2 separate regions of the Homo sapiens genome follow, and region 2 is linked to region 1. Evidence: chromatin loops called from intact Hi-C (ENCODE). Cell type or tissue: ascending aorta. All regions are shown on one strand. Links, peaks and the distances in the headings refer to the core of each region. The heading gives the core; the rest is flanking DNA.

Region 1 (8,322 bases), core at 274-8,273:
CCAGGACGCGGCTGCTAGCAGGAGGAGATGAATTCTAGAGGAGAGGATCAGGAAGAGTGTTCATCTGAAGGGAGAAACAGACAACGGTGACCTCTGCTAAGATCCACAGGATGAAATCTGTTCTTATTAAGGTCACTGTCTAATACAGAGAAGTGGACCCGCAAGAATGAAGAGCCCCACTGCCCAGCTGCATAGGGAGAGCTCTGAGACTCTAAAACTACGTCCTAGTGTAATTTCCACACATCAGAAAGAGGGGGAGTAAAATAAAAAGCAAGTATCCCTTGAAAGAAAGAGCAGCAGGGCCGGGCGTGGTGGCTCACGCCTGTAATCCCAGCACTTTGGGAGGCCGAGGCGGGTAGGATCACCAGGTCAGGAGATTGAGACCATCCTGGCTAACATGGTGAAACCCCATCTCTACCAAAAATACAAAAAATTAGCCAGGCATGGTGGTGGGCGCCTGTAGTCCCAGCCACTCGGGAGGCTGAGGCAGGAGAATGGCGTGAACCTGGGAGGCGGAGCTTGCAGTGAGCTGAGATGGCACCACTGCACTCCAGCCTGGGTGACAGCGAGACTCTGTCTCAAAAAAAGAAAGAAAGAAAGAAAGCAGCATGGAGACAAAAGGCTAAAGGAGACAGAGGAGACAGAAGACATTTTATTCTCACATGTTAGGGTTACAATGAGAACTCCCAAGTTCCAAAGGTTCAAATAAAAATAGCATTTTACAAATTAAAAAAAATACAATTTATATACACAGTGGAATTAGCTAACATCATACAAACAAACAGTGCAAACAGAAAAAAGGAAGCTGCGACTGCGGCAATGGCCAAGGTCCGCAGAGCTGTGGTGCAATACTGCACATCAATACTGCAGGGCTGGCGAGGCCACCTTGGGCCTCTCGAAAGGCTTTCCTGTCACCCAGGGTCATGTCAGTGCATAATTCTGCATCACAAATGCCATACAGTGGACTGGGTCCTGAAAGTGTCCCTTCCAGCTGGGAACTGTTAAGTTAATCAAGGTCAGGAGCAAATCATCCCTCAGCACAAGGTCCCAAAGCCAGGGCCGGGGGCCCATTGGCCCCACTCCCTGATCACCTCGCCTAGGGGCCATGGAACACCAAGCTGGAGATGAAACACAAAACACCACTTCTTACCACCCGTAGGCTCCCCATCCACAGATCTGCTTTACTGAGGCGACTGATCACTGGGTGATGGGGCTGCTAATGGGTGAGATGCTGAAAAGGCTGGTTTCTAATGGACAGAAATGGAAGGAGCGAGGGTCACAGTTGATTTGTCATGAGTGGAGAAGTTGCTGTCTTTGGGCTTATCTGGAAAGCGCAGATGCAGAGAGAGGAGAAAAGGAAACCACGTGCCTTTGCATGGGGCCTGGGTTTGGGGCCTCCTTGGCAGCCGTCCAGTCAGTTTAGGGGAGGGAGGTATTTGCATTCTACTGTCTATCTCTGGGCTAAACTGATGGGAACAAAATATCTGGTGACTTAAACACAACAGGATGTGCACGAGGGATGAATTCCAATAACATTCACCGGGGCAGCCTCAGGGCAGGCGGCTGCTGATCCAGCCCTCGAGAGGCCGGGGTCCTCCTGCAGGGCGTTAGCTCTGCCAGCTCCAGGAAGGGGCGGGGAGAGGGGACAAAGTGTCTGTGACAGGTGATCACACCATTCTCCTGACTTGGACAATTGGCTTCCTTCTTAATAAAAGGAAGAAATAACGTGATCAAGCTCTGAACACTGCCATAAAACACAGCAGCAGCTGGCCAAATAGTAACATTTAAATAAGAATTGCCTTTTTGGTCCTTGTGATGTCCTGCGCTATTTCCTGGGAGTATTATCCCCATTTCATAAGTCAGGTGCATTCTGGGAAGCAGAAACATTTAGAAGTCAAAGCAATTTTGGTCAGGGAGATAAGAAAATGGGGAAAATGGAGGGGCCACAATCAGCTAGAAAAGACCTTGAAGCAGCCCCATCTCTGGAGTGGAATTATTCCCTAGAGTGTGCTGAGCGCAAGATCTGGACCAGCAGAGCCAGGACTGATGCTCACCCCAGGGTGAAAGGCAGACTTGGCCAAGGAGGTCGCCCAGGGCTGGGCCTGAGAGCTGTGCTGCCAGGGCCAGGTGCCGAGGCCCGTGGGCAACCTCCACGGTTTTAAAAAAAACTAAACGTAAATGAAGGCCATCTTGAGCCAAAGCACGTCTGCCCCAGGGATGCCTGCTGGGACTAATACCATGTAGAAGGTGGGGGAAGATAAGCATGAATGCCCAATGCCCAGATGCTCACTTTGGGTGCCTAGTCAGAGGGGGCGGGCCAGCCTGGAGAAGAATGACGTCACTGAACGACAGGGTGCGCTTCCCATGCTTCATGTGAAACCTTCAGGCACGTGCTGGCAGGAAGCATCTTCCCCACGCACCCTCCCTGCGGCACAGGAGGCCCTCCTGAAGGGCCTCTGTATGTAAGCTTGGGACAGCTAGTGCAGGGGAGAGAGAGGTGTTTGTGAAGGGCAGACACCCTCTTCCTCAAATAGGCCATCTGCTTTATCATAGCACATACCTTTCAGTGGTCACTGGCTCAGAAGTGCTTCCTTTCTACTTTGGAAAAAAAATGGTAGCATTCCCCAGAGTTGAGTGAAGCTGCTTTATCCAGGAGTGCCCTGCTTTCAGCTAACTTTGGTGGGTGATGCCAAGATCCTCTGAGCTCTGCCTGCTTCATCAGGAAGACGGAGATCAAAACTTAAGGAAATGAAAAAGGATCTGGGTAGAAACGTGTTACTGGGAGACTGGGAATAATCTGCAGATGGAGAGAAAGCTGCAATGTTAAGAATTAGGGTAGACGTAAATCTGATCCTATTATCAGATTGACCATCCAGGGGTTATTAGTGTGATTTTAATCCTTTATGTTTCTGGTGGGCGGTGGTTCTAAGGAGAGTCAAACCACAGGGCAAGACCAGAGCCTCTGCTCACACCCAGGAGCAGAGTGTTTCCCTTAAAACCAACTAGCGAGGATACCGTGTTAAGAGTCCCAAATAAGGGAAGGACTCTCTGAAATATTGAGAATTTTCTCAGTGCCCAATTCCTAAACCTAGTCATGAACTGTATGTTGTCACTGGCATCTCCCCAGCTTTTGCCTTGGCCAAGTCCCTCTCACACATTTAAGGCAACAGCCGGGTTCTCTAGGAAAGTAGCAAAGATGGCCAGGAACACTGCTCGGAGTGCAGCCCGGGGCCCGCCTGATTCTACCTCTGCTTCTGGCTCTGGTGGAGCCAGGGGTGGGCCTGTGCCAACACTGGAGGGTGGGAACACAGGGAGCAGGAAGTGGGAAGATCCTTGCTGGGGAAGTCAGAAAAGTCCAAGCTCTGATGGTTCAAAACCACCCCCAGGACCTCTGACCAGCAAGGTGTCCGATGACTCCCGGCTTTCTGAGTGAGTGGGTGACTGGGAATCTTCCATGCCCCGGAACAGCCCCAGCCAGCTGTGCCCGCCGGAGTGAGCATGATTTGCCTCCCCAGGCAGCACCAGGAGAGGGTGGGCTGGGCTGTCAGATGGTCTGGTAGTGCTGCCTCAGCCGGGCCTGCAGAAATTCATAGGTGAGGTTGTGCCGTGTGATGATCCCCACGATCTAGGGCAAAGAGAAGGCCTGAGTCACCTTCAGGGTAAAACCCGCTGGCGAGAACAGGAGTGACAGGAGCCGGCCCTGTTAGTTTGTCACAGAATGTGGAGGCCTGGATAGTGCACAGCCAGACACAGCTTGATTGGGATAAACAGCTAACGAGGGCTCACACACTGGAGGCCAAGGGGACAAGGTTAGCTCCAAAAAGGGCTTGGGCCAGCTGGCATCTGAACTAAAATGTCCTTCCACAGGGCACATGCTCAGCGCTCAGCTCCCATCATGACCAGCCTGCTTCACAGATGTGCAAGCGGTGGGGCCCTTGAAGTCTCCTGAGATTATGACCCCTGCCATGCCTCATACTCACCACCTTGCAAAGTGACCTATGGGAGTCATTTGTTACAGGTCGTTACAGTGGTTCCCACGTGTCACTGTTGTTGGGAACTCCAAAGCCACGTCATAAACTATGTTAGGACTCTGTCAGTGTAGTTGGCAATTACATTTCAAGGGACATAAGTTAACCTACTGCAACAAAACCTGTGTAAGTACGCACTATGCATGCCAGGGTTGTGCCGCATAGAAGAAAAGACTGAGGCCGGGTGCAGTGGCTGACGCATGTAATCCCAGCACTTTGGGAGGCCGAGGCAGGTGAATCACTTGAGTTCAGGAGTTCAAGACCAGCCTGGGCAACATGGCGAAACCGTGTCTCTACCATAAATACAAAAACTAGCTGGGCATAGTGGCGCATGCCTGTGGTCCCAGCTACTCAGGAGGCTGAGGTGGGAGGACTGCTTGAGCCTGGAAGGTCGAGGCTGCAGTGAGCCGAGATCTTGCCACTGCACTCCAGCCTGGGTGACAGAGTGAGACCCTGTCTCAAAACAACAACAACAGCAACAACAACAAAAGACTGAGAGGGTGGCCTTGAAAAGTTACCAGGGCTACCGCGACAGGGTAGGGACGAGGGTTTGGTTTTTGCTTGTTTTTTGCTCATATGTGTTTTTGTATTTTCCTACAATGAAATCATATTTGTGTAATAAGAAAATATTTGTGTAATAAGAAAATAATGAAGTTCTAAAAAGAAGAAAAAAGGAAAGTCTGCAGCAATAATTACTAGGTGTTTTATATCTTTGTAAAACTCAAAGTATTTTGCTTGAAATTCTCTCATCTAATGCGCAAATCCCTACGCAGGTGGAGAACCAAGGAACACCAGTGGTACGGAGTGAAGAGCAACATTTCAGGAGGAAGACACAGCCTGGTAGAGGCGCGGCTCTGGCTGGAAAGGACGGCCAGTGGGACGCTGGTGCCATCTGCTGGCAGGCAGGGGAAAGGGTCCCGAGTGCACGGAAGCCGAGCAGGGTTCAAAGCTAGTGTTGGGCCACACTCTCCCCTCCTGGTGGGATGCCTACGTTTCTGGTGAGAAGCCTGGGTGCACAAACAGCACCTGGCTAGGGGATCCTCTCTCAAAGGTGGGGGCAGGGCCGGGGCCTCGCTCACCTCTCCCACAGCGTTCACCACGGGCAGGTGGCGCAGGCCCATCGTTCTGAACAGGTTGAAGACTTGGGAGACGTGGGTGTTGGGCGAGACGGTGAAAGGCGAAGGGTTCATGTATGGGGTGACATCCTGCAAAGAGACCACGTGTCACTGACTGCCTGAGACGCCAACGGCATGAAGAGGCAGCTCCGCATGGGACAGGCCGGGGCAGCCCTTCTCACCACGATCATGCGCGGGTTGAGCAGCGTCAGGTCCAGGTCGTGGATGTCGGGGTACCGCGGGTAGTCCTCGGCCATCTCGGCATAGGAGAGGCGCGGCTGGCTGGCGCTCTGCAATTCCAACCCAGACACTGTCCGTGCTCAGGCAGCAGTGGCCAGCAGGGTCACCTTAGAGCCCCTCCCCTTGATGCCTGAATATGCCCAGCTCCAGGCTGCTGAGGCAGGTGGTGCAGCAGCAGCAAGCGCTCCAGAGTGAGAGCTCTCCAGTCAAACCAAGTCCTTGGCCAAGTCCTAGCTGTGGCACCCTGGGCAAGTCCCCTGATCTGTCTGCACTCCCTTTCTTCCTGATTCATGAGATGCAAATGGCTTATTAGGAAGTTTAAGTGAGAAAGCACTAAGTAAAGTGGCTGGGGGGTGAATGTGTCCCCCCACCAAAAGATATGGCCAAGTCCTAAGCCCTAGTACCTATGAATGCGACCTTTCTGGAAACAAGGTCTCTACAGATGTGACCGAGTTCAGATGAACCCATGCTGGATTAGGGCGGGCCCCAAATCCGGTGACAAGCGTCCTTAGGGAAAGGAGAGAAGATACACAGGAGAACGCCGTGTGATGACAGTGGCGAGGATGGGGGCTGTGTTCACAGTCAGGAGCACCAAGGTCTGCAGGCAACTCCCATGAGCTAGGAAGGGGCAAGGACAGCACCAGAGCCAGGGAGCGCTGCCCTGGTGACACCCGGATTTTGTACTTCTGGCCTTGAACTATGAAGGAATAAACCGCTGTTGCTTCTCACCACCCGGCTGTGGCGACTCCTCCCCTAAGTCCACTCTGCACTTCTCGCCTTGCATTCAGCTTTCCCTATGGCACTGTTCACGGCCCGCCGGCAGCGCCCAACCCCTCGAGCTTCGTCAGGTCTGGCCTGGCTGATTTCTGCCTCGGAGAGACTTACCGACTGGCTTTCAGAGTAACAAACTCCTCGGACAAGCAGGGTGACAAGCTGCGACCGAAGGATCAGGCCGTGGAAGGTCAGAGGGCGGAACCGCTCCTCCATGGTCCAGTCTTCACTTGGGGACTGGTCAGGGTATAGGTTGGGGTAGGGAGTGTATCTGTTACACAAAAACCAGATGCTGCCTGGGATACCCTCAGCGGGAGCGCTTCTGATCCATGTTCCCAGCCCGCTCCCCATCCAACTTTCCCAGGAAACTCAGGAGCCACCTCACAACATCTGAGCCAAAGGCTCACCCCACCGCTGTGTAGCCCTGCGGGCAGTGGGGGCCCCGCCAGGCTCTCACCTCCTTTCCAGCATCTGCTGCAGGAGGTCCTCCTTCTCGGCTGGCTCCTCAGAGGCGATGTGCTCATCACACATGTTCCGTAGCTCGCTGGATGGGTAGGACTTCATGGACTGGCTCCGTTTGCGCTGCTCGCCAGCCCGGGTGAGGATGCTGGATTTCTGTGGGTGGGGAGGCCACAGGCTACTGCGCATGGGCAAACGAACACAGCAGTACTGATGGAGCTTAAGGATTTGGGTGACAGGGAGGGTCAGAAGCACATCCGGACGCAGGAACTTAATGGGGCTGAGGTTCAAAAGAGTGGCTCAGGCTGGTGGTTCAAATGAGCCTGAACCCTAGGACCTGGCTGCAGCTTCTGTGGTTTCCTTTAATCTGGGAAGAGCAGCTTGATTCTCCAGAGGGGAACAAGCCATCTCCTACATCCTGTCTTGATAGAATTTTCAATCAACGTGCCTGCCCCCAAAGCCAAGGAGTGGCACATGACCCAAGTGAGGCAACAGGATACCCCCTCTCCCTGGATTCTGAATCGGAATCAGGAGGAACCCAGGGCCAGTGCTCCTTCCTCCTGGTACCCAAGGGATGTCTGCTAGACCCTGCACTGCTCCCCACAGCACATGGTTCTGGTCCTTCAGCTTTCCCAGCTGTCCTGAGCTTTCCTGTGGATTTCTTTCTCTTTCTTAAGGAGGTCGAAGTCCATTTCTGTTGCTGGCATCTCTAGAACTCTCCCTGATACTCTCACATGGTAAACAAACCATGAAAGCTGCTGACTTGAAAAACAGATCTGTCCACATGCTCATTGCGGCAAGAACGCACACACATCTTCACGGCCTGATAAAGCTGCCCCTGCTGTCAAATCTACTCTCCCTGTCGCATGTGATGAGAACAGTGCCAACTTCCCCTGAGAGCCGGTAAGTCCACCCCAGCCAGGGGTGGGCAAAGCACTAAGCCGTGTGAGACGGGACCGCTTGTCTCTCACCTGCCTTTCCTCTCATGCCGTTTTCTTTACCTTGAACTTGATGTTGTTGCTGATGAGCTGGTTGCCCTTCATGAACTCCTTCTCGTTACCGCGGTTCTCTGTGACCACCGGGAAGGCATGGTGGACCGTGGTGCGCAGGATGCTCACCAGAGACTGGATGCGGGTGTGCGGGTAGACGTAGGTCAGGTTGGGCTCCATGATGTCGCTGGCTCTCAGCCTGGGGGAGGAGGGCAAGTCATCCAGCCTCATGACAGTGCCCGCAGGCCCCTGGGAGCAAGCTGTGCTGGCTCTCCAGCCCTGCTCAGACCACGGGCGGGGTGGGGGGCTCTTCTGAACTGCCCCAGCTCTCCCTCAAACCCGATGCATTCCTTTGTACTTCTATCCCCCGACACATGCTGTTCCCGCACCTGGAATGTCGTACCCTGCTGTACCAGGCTGATGGGCTCGGGCTCATCCCTCAGCTCAACAGCAACATCCCCTCACCAGGAAGCCCTGGCTGCTGGTCCAGGGGCTGGCCACGCCCTCCTCGGTGCCCTGCAGCACGCTCCACATACTACCCCTGAACTGCTAATTCTGCTACAGCATTTACCACAACTGGGTAAATGGGTGGGCTGGGTGCAGCGGCTCACGCATGTAATCCCAGCACTTTGGGAGGCCGAGGCCAGCAGATTGCTTGAGCCCAGGAGTTCAAAACCAGCCTGGGCAACACAGCAAAACCCCATTTCTATAAAAAAAATG
Region 2 (8,289 bases), core at 290-8,289, 370 kb before region 1:
ATCTCTATGAATCCTACTACTCCAGGTACCTCATGTACGGGAAACATACAGAATTTGTCCTTTTGTGACTGGCTTATTTCACTTAGTATAAGGGACAAGGGATCCTTGTCCTCAAGGCATCCGTGTTGCAGCACGTGTCAGAATTTCCTTCCTTTTTAAGGTTGAATATTCCATTGTACACCACTTTTTTTTTTTTTTTTTTTTTGAGATGAAGTCTCACTCTGTCACCCAGGCTGGAGTGCAGTGGCGCGACCTCGGCTCACTGCAACCTCCGCCTCCTGGGTTCAAGTGATTCTCCTGTCTCAGCCTCCTGAGTAGCTGGGACTACAGGCGTGTGTCACCACGCCAGGCTCATTTTTGTATTTTTAGTAGAGATGGGGTTTCACCATGTTGGCCAGGTTGGTCTCGAACTCCTGACCTCAGGTGATCCACCTGCCTCAGCCCTGCAAAGTGCTGGGATTACAGGTGTGAGCCACTGCACCCAGCCTGTAGATCACATTTTGTTTATCCATTCCACCTTTTGGACACCTAGGTTGTTTCCACCTTTTGGCTATTATGAACAGGGAGCACTGCTGTACAAATATCTGTTTGAGACTCTGTTTTCAGTTCTTTAGGGTACACACCCAGAAGCGGAGTTGCTGGATCAGATGGTAATTCTATGTTCCATGTTTTGAGTCGCTGTCACACTGTATCCCATAGCAGTTGGACCACTGTGCACTCTCCTCAGCGACGCACAAGGTTTTCCATCTCTCCACATTTTCACCAACACTTACTAATTTCTGGGTTTTTGATAGTAGTTGTCCTAATGGGTGTGAGGTTGTTTCACAAATGGGAGGAACCTCAGGGTGTCTATATGCAAACAGGAAAGATCCAGGAGCCAGAGAAATTGATGCTGAAGGAAAGAGACAGGAGACTCACTGAAGCAATGTCCTTGAGCCAGGAGAGATGCTAAGATCCCGTGCAGGGGAGGCGCTGTCCTCAGACCCAGTCACGGCAAAGGCCAGGGTTGTGGGCACAGATGCAGGGTGAGAGGGCAGATGTGGTGGGGCAAGCATGAAGCATTCTCTTGTGTTTTATTTTCTCGGTGAAATAGACAGCAAGGTAACCAACTGAAGGTAAGGGTGGGGTGAGGACAGAGGCTTGGGGATAAAGGAGAACACATGAAATAGTCCATCTAGAAGAGTGGGGTAAGGTGTGGTGGCTCATCCCTATAATCCCAGCACTTTGGGAAGCCAAGGTGGGAGGATCACTTGAGCCCAGGAGTTTCAGGCTGCATTGAGCTGTGATTGCGCTACTGCCCTCCAGCCTGGGTCACAGAGTGGTACTCAGTCTCAAACAAAAACCTCAATTAATCCTTTTATTTAAAAGATAAAATAGGCCAGGCGCAGTGGCTCACACCTGTAATCCCAACACTCTGGGAGGCTGAGGTGGGTGCATCACCTGTCAGGAGTTTAAGACCAGCCTGGCCAACATGGCGAAACCCCTTCTCTACCAAAAATACAAAAATTAGCTGGGCGTGGTGGTGTCACCTATAATCCCAGCTACTCGGGAGGCTGAGGCAGGAGAATCGCTTGAACCCGGGAGGCAGAGCTTGCAGTGAGCCGAGATCGCACCACTGCACTCCAGCCTGGGTGACAGAGCGAGACTCCATCTCAAAAAATAAATAAATAAATAAATAAAATTAAAAGATAAATAGAAAGAGTGGGAGACTGAGTGAATAGGAGCTGGTAGGCTGCATAACCAATGGTTGTCTTTGCCCCTGCAAAGACATTGATGTCTGAATTCCTGAAACCTGGCCAAGATGCTAAGACGAGGAGAGTGTCCTGGATTTTCTGGGTGGTCCGTTGTAATTACAGGTGTCCCTACACTTGGGAGGCAAAGGGAGATCTGACTTCTGAAGAGATTCCGTTGCTATCTCTGAAGATGGACGAAGGGGCCATAAGTCAAGGAATGCAGGTACCGCTGGAAGCTGAAGGCAAGGAATCAGATTCTCCCCTAAAGCCTCCAAGAACAAATTCCCCATTTGAGCCTAGCAGGCCTGGCAACACCTTGCTTTTATACTTCTGGCTCCCAGAGCTGTAGGAGAATGAAATTGTATTGTTTTAAGCCACTGAGTTTGTGTGGTTTGTTATAGCAACAACAGGAACTAATATATCGGGGAGGGGACCTGTTGTCACTGCTGGGCAGCACCAAGGACCCCCATAGAATTTATTCTTTTTTTCCATCCCCCAGGCTGGAGTGCAGTGGCAAGATCTCAGCTCACAACAACCTCCGCCTCCTGGGCTCAAGCAATCCTCCCACTTCAACCTCATGGGTAGCTGGGATTCCAGGTACGTGCCACCGCACCCAGCTAGTTTCTGTATTTTTCTGTGGAGATGAGGTTTCACCATGTTGCCCCAGGCTGGTCTTGAACTCCTGAGCTCAAGCAGTCTGCCCACCTCAGCCTCCCAAAGTGCTGGGATTACAGGCATAAGCCACTGTGCCCAGCCAAGTCTAATGATCATGAAATGAAAACGCGACCAGCCAGCATGGTGGAAGGCCATCATCCTGCCCCAGCCAGGTGCAGACGTGCAGGTGTGGCACAGGCAGAGAGCTGGGTTCAACCAGAGAGAGAACAACAAACCAGGAGAAAGTGCCGTGGGTGCGTACAAGGGAGAAAACGTAACCAACAGCTGCAGGTGCCACTGAGGGAGAAAGACAGGAGGAAGTAGGGGTGGGGGGAAGTGGGATGCTTGAAATTGAGATTAGCGTGCAGTTATCAGTAATGCCAGGCTCTAAGGCACTGGCATGGGCACACCCCGAAGGCCACATCCGCCTCCTGCCCATTCTTTCATGTCCTGTGCACAGCTGTTTTCACACTTCAACAGCACAGGTGAGTGGTTGTTGCAGAAACTGTAAGGCCTGCCAAGTGTAAAATATTGATTCTGGTCAGGCGCAATGGCTCACACCTGTAATCCCAGCAGTTCAGGAGGCCCAGGCCGGTGGATCACTTGAGCCCAGGAGTTCGAGACCAGCCTGGGCAACACAGGGAAACCCAAAAAATAAAAATAAAAAAATTTAAAATTTAGCTCGGCATAGTGGTCCATGCCTGTAGTCCTAGCTGCTCAAGAGGCTGCGACTGGAGGTCAGGGCTGCAGTGAGCCACGATCACATTTCAGCTTGGGTAACAGAGTGAGACCTTGTCTCAAAAAATTAAAATAAATTTGCTCCCTGGCTCTTTATGGAATAAGTGTGGGGAGCCTTGGTCAAGGGTTGAGTGACTGAGACAGGCTGGAGGACAGGACCATGGAGGAGAGGAGGGCGAGAAGCCAGGAGGCGGGGCGTTCCATCAATCACAGATCCTATAATCACCAAGAATGAAAATGGTCCCACTGAGGGAGTCACAGGAGCTGGAGTGACGATGGTGACCCAGGGGGTCAGTGGAACCAATACACAGGCCAAGGTCTCTCTCCCCTCCAAGGCTTTCTTCTAATTAATTGATTTTATTTATTTATTTTATTTGGAGACAGACTCTTACTCTGTCACCCAGGCTGGAGTGCAGTGGCCCGATCTCAGCTCACTGCAACCTCTGTTGCCTTGATTCAAGCAATTCTCGTGCCTCGGCCTCCTGACTAGCTGGGATTATAGGTGCATACCGTCATGCCCAGCTAATTTTTTGTATTTTTGGTAGAGATGGGGTTTCACCATGCTGGCCAGGCTAAGGCCTTTAAACTCAGAACTCCTTTTGCCTGACAGTTCCCTGCAATCCTTTGTTCTGGAAAACTGCTGCTCATCCCTCAGGAGGAGGTCAGAGGTCATCTCCAGAACCCTGTTCTAACCTCCTACCTGGGCCCAGGGATGTCCTCTGGGCCCCCAAAACCCTGTACTGGTCTGAGTATCCCAGGGGCAACCACTCTCCCCGAGTGGGGTCCCCAGGAGGGCAGAGCCTGGCTGCCTAGGCTGCTAGGGATCTGCAGAGACCCCATCCCGGTCCTGAGAGCAGGCCCAGGAGACCTGGAGGATGAAGGCATGAGACCAGGGCACACTTGGAACCCAGCCAGCTGTGTGGTCCCGAGCAGGAAGTTCTCTTATGGTTCACAGGCTTGAGGGGGCGGCTGTAACAGGGGTCCCTCTGTGGTCCAGTCACAACAGGGGCCAGCCAGACTCCAGGGACCGTGACGCCATCTCCCCTTACACAGGGGTGGCAGACAAGTAGGAGCATGGACAAACCCAAGCCCAGACCCCAGGCAGAGCCAGGGGTCGACGTGTAAAACAAACAGGTTTATTGATAAGCAGGAATGCCGTCCAGCATACAGTGCAAACTTTCATTGTCTTGGGATCAACACACACACACAAGGGAACCAAGGCCCCACAGAGTCTCCAAATTCATCGCTTCCCGGCTCTGCCCTGTGATGCCAAGGAAGCCTGAGGTTCTCCCAGGACTGTCCACCAGGGGGCAGGTGCGCTCCATCATGTCCTCATGTGGGTCCAATGTGGGCAGAAACCTGGCCAGTCCCAGCAGTCTGACTTTTTTTTTCTTTAAGAGACAGGGTCTCACTCTGTTGCTCAGGCTGGAGTGTAGTGGCGCGATCATAGCTCGCTGCAGCCTCAAACTCCTGGGCTCCAGTGATCCTCCCCTCAGCCTCCTGAGTACAGGTGCACGTCACTGCAGCCAGCCAGTCTGACATCTTGATTCCAGGGTGGAAAACCCTTCTTGTCTCCATGGTAATGGCTGGGCTCTCCCACCCTCCAATAGTTCAGCTGCCAAGCTCAAGTCCAGTGGAATTTATCAACAATTTATCACCCTGCCCCTGCTCTGCTAGACAATTTCATGCCTTCTCCTTTATCCCCATGCTCCTGAGACTGAGCCTTTCCAGGAGCCCCTCAACCTGCTTCCTCCCAGAATCCGGGCAAGGCTACACTGGTTTCCCCTCTGCAGGGCCCTGGCCCTGGGAGGGGGAAGGCTGACTCTAATGGGGAGGAATCCCAGCTTCAGTGGCTTCAAGGCAGGCCATTCAACTTACCGACCTTGGCTACACACACCCACGACACGCAACACAGACGCAGACACAAGACTGGCACTTGGGATCACACTGGCCATGTACCAAAGTGGCAGGGCAGCCCGTTTGGGGCCCAGGAATTGAAGGTGGGGAGTGGGGAAGAGGAACCCACCCCTCTGGGGGAGGAGGAGGGTCTAGGCTGAGGTAGGAGTAGAGAGATGGCTACGAGGACTCAGTCATCTCTAGTTCCTGAAATTCCCTGAAAGGAGATGGTGTGGCCTAGGACAGCAAGGAAGGAGGCGCGGGGCTGCAGGCACACCGGAGTGAAGGCGGAGGGTGCAAATGGCAGGTGGGGGGTTGGATGTGGCTGGCAGAGTTTGGCTTTGTCGTTGGCTTGTTGGCCTGAGTGGTACTTACTTTTTTAAAAAATTGGCAGATTTCTAGTTAGAAGTGCGTTATCTTGCCCAGGCCACAGCACTGAATATGGTGGCCTGCCTGGGCCCTCTGGGCATCTGACTTTCACACCATGGTACAAAAGGACAAGTTGGCATTTGGAGGCGGTGCTTTTTTTTTTCTTTTGAGACAGACTCTCGCTCTGTCGCCCAGGCTGGAGTGCAGTGGCGTGATCTCGGCTCCCTGCAACCTCCGCTTCCCGGGTTCAAACGATTTCCCAGCCTCAGGCTTCTGAGTAGCTGGGACTATAGGTGCCCGCCACCACGCCCGGCTAATTTCTGTATTTTTAGTAGAGATGGGGTTTTACCATGTTGGCCAGGCTGGTCTCGAACTCCTAACCTCAGGTGATCCACCCGCCTCAGCCTCCCAAAGTGCTGGGATCATAGGCGTGAGCCACTGCACCTGGCCTGAGGTGATGCTTTCCAAGCCTCCTGAGCTAACTTGAAGGACCCCGTTCCCTACAGGGCTGCCACCTCCTCCCTGCACAGAGCCCCAGGACCATCCCGCAGTCTCAGCCTCAGGCTGAAGCACTGTCCTGTCTTCATGGGTGACTCAGGCAGCATCCCTCCTCTCCAGAAAGCCCCTCTGCAGAAAAGGATGCTGGGGTTTTCTGGAAGCCAGAGCTGGGGCAGAGCCCAGGGGGAGAAACAAACAAACAAACAAACAAACAAACAAAAAACCCAAGGGCTCCAGAAGCCAGGCTGGCAGGTGCAGCTGGGCGGGGCAGGTCACAGAGAGTCAGGGACTTGCCCCAGCATGCCCCGAACGTCCATGCCCAGCCAGCCTTCCGAGAGGGACACGCCATGGCAGCAGAGGCTTTCCACAACTCGCTGCCTCTGCTCTTGGCCTGCAGGTCAGAGGGAGGCTGCGGCTGTGGAGGGCACTAGAGGAACTTGGCCCAGAAAGAGCCTCAGAGTCCTAGTGGTGGGGGCCTGGAAGGACCAGGGCCCCTTCGCAGGGTCATCCTGCCAGGGCTCAGCCCACCTTGGCTACGACACAGCCCACACCGGCCTGGTTAACTGGGCTTCATCCCAGCATCAGGCACTCCAAGGGGCAGGGGCTTCTCTTCGGTGCTCCCCAGCAGGGTCTCTGGCGTCTCCAGCTGTGACCGAAAGGCACATTCCTCCTTGGAGAAGGGGACCTGCTCGTCCTTCGGGGACTCCGAGGGGCTGGAATCTGTGTCTCCCATTGTGGAGCTGGCTTGGGAGGAGCACTGTGAGCTGTGGTCAGAGCTGCTACAGACGTTCACGATGCAGGTGACATTGACCTGGGTCCCATGGCCACCAGGGGAAGAATCTGCTAAGCACAAGATGGGGTGGGGGTCAGTCCGGGGGTCCAGGAGTGGGGCCCAGGGACCCCTGCCCAAGATGCAGATTCAGACACATGGGAAAGAGCACTGGGCCAGGAGCCGAGACCAAGATTCTAGCCCAGCTCTGCTGTGTGACCTTGAGCAAGTCACTTAACCTGCATGTGCCTCATTTTCCCCTCTGCCGAATAAGAATAGCATCACTACCTACCCAGCCCCAATCACCCCAGAGATGGGAGGAGCCAATTATATAAAACAGATGTCTACTTGGGAGGCCAAGTTTGTAGGATCGCTTGAGCCCAGGAGTTCAAGACCAGACTGGGCAACATAGTGAGACCCTGTCTCTTCTGTCTTTTTTTTTTTTTTTTTTGAGACAGGGTCTCAAAAGAGTGCTGTGTCACTCCCTCAACTCACTGTGACCTCTGCCTCCCGGCCTCAAGTGATCCTCCCACATCAGCCTCCTGAATAGCTGGGACTACAGGCCACCGCACCCTGCTAATTTTTTGTAGAGACAGGGTTTCGCCAGGTTGCCTGGGTTGGTCTCGAACACCTGACCTCAAAGAATCTGCCTACCTCAGCCTCGCAAAGCGCTGAGATTACAGGTGTGAGCCACCGTGCTCAGCCTCCAACTTAACTCTTGATTCTACTCCCATCTCGCATCCAAAACCTCTCCTGCTCATCACAGTTCCCATTGCTGCCATCCACCCAGCTGCTTGGGCCCAGAGCCTCGGACCCATCTTTCTCTCATATCACACACCCATCCATCATTCCTGCCTTGTCTCCCTTCAAAAGATGACTTCTGGACCAGGCAGGGTGGCTCACGCCTGTAATCCCAGCACTTTGGGAGGCCAAGGCAGGTGGATCGCCTGAGGTCAGGAGTTTGAGACCAGCCTGGCCAACATGGTGAAACTCTGTCTCTACTCAAAATACAAAAAAAAAAATTAGCCGGGTATGGTGGCAGGTGCCTATAATCCCAGCTACTCGGGAGGCTGAGGCAGGAGAATAGCTTGAACCCAGGCTACGGAGGTTGCAGTGAGCCGAAATCACGTCACTTCACTCCAGCCTGGGCGAAAGAGCCAAACTCCATCTCAAAAACAAACAAAAACAAAAGATGACTTCTGCAAGGGTCACCCTGCCCTGCTGCTGCATGGTGGGCTATGGAAGCCTCCCCTCACTCCCATCTGGATGGGTGTGAACAGCCTCCATCTGTCCTGGCTTCAACCCCACCCCTCTGAAATCTGTTTCCCATCAGCAGCCAGAGCTGGCCCTTGAACCTGGCAGATCACTTCCTTGGGGGCTCAAAAACCCACAGTCCTTGCTACAGCCTACCAGGCCCTGTCTGATCTGGAGCCTGCCTTCTCCCACCCCCTCTCCTGCCGCTCCAAGACCTTGATGGGGTTCCTTCCAGCCACATTCCCCACCCCCTGCTACAGCCCCTTGAGCCCTTCAGGTCCCCTGGGCCTTTGCACAGGCCGCTCCCTCAGCCTAGAGAGCTCTTCTCTAGTGCTCAGGCCTTAGCTCAAAGGCCACCTCCTCCACGAAGCGCCCTCC

What was found. Peaks named below come from ENCODE experiments on the same cell type or tissue, not always from the same donor. Only the 100,000 strongest peaks of a DNase experiment are listed, where the experiment ranks them.
Region 2: it touches region 1 in a loop (27-fold over the local background); 12 of 110 quality-filtered maps call a loop at or near these places.

What each region holds. Positions count from the first base shown.
Region 1 is chr1:11,835,446-11,843,767 of GRCh38, reverse strand. CLCN6 (chloride voltage-gated channel 6) reads right to left here. Exons shown (of 23, transcript NM_001286.5): 18 at 7,615-7,801; 19 at 6,612-6,769; 20 at 6,269-6,425; 21 at 5,326-5,433; 22 at 5,108-5,233; 23 at 638-3,625. The coding sequence ends at 3,545. It also overlaps NPPA-AS1. Among named protein-coding and RNA genes, the nearest start is that of NPPA, 8.2 kb to the left of the region's middle. RefSeq lists an enhancer at 4,994-5,183. In ascending aorta, for the core only: a CTCF peak has its summit at 4,925 (motif pointing left); DNase peaks (open chromatin) are centred at 3,203, 3,487, 4,897 and 5,312.
Region 2 is chr1:12,205,179-12,213,467 of GRCh38, reverse strand. TNFRSF1B (TNF receptor superfamily member 1B) reads right to left here. Exons shown (of 10, transcript NM_001066.3): 10 at 4,248-6,728. The coding sequence ends at 6,448. Among named protein-coding and RNA genes, the nearest start is that of MIR4632, 18 kb to the right of the region's middle. RefSeq lists a silencer at 2,910-2,989 and an enhancer at 5,978-6,478. In ascending aorta, for the core only: a CTCF peak has its summit at 4,438 (motif pointing right); DNase peaks (open chromatin) are centred at 4,030 and 4,427.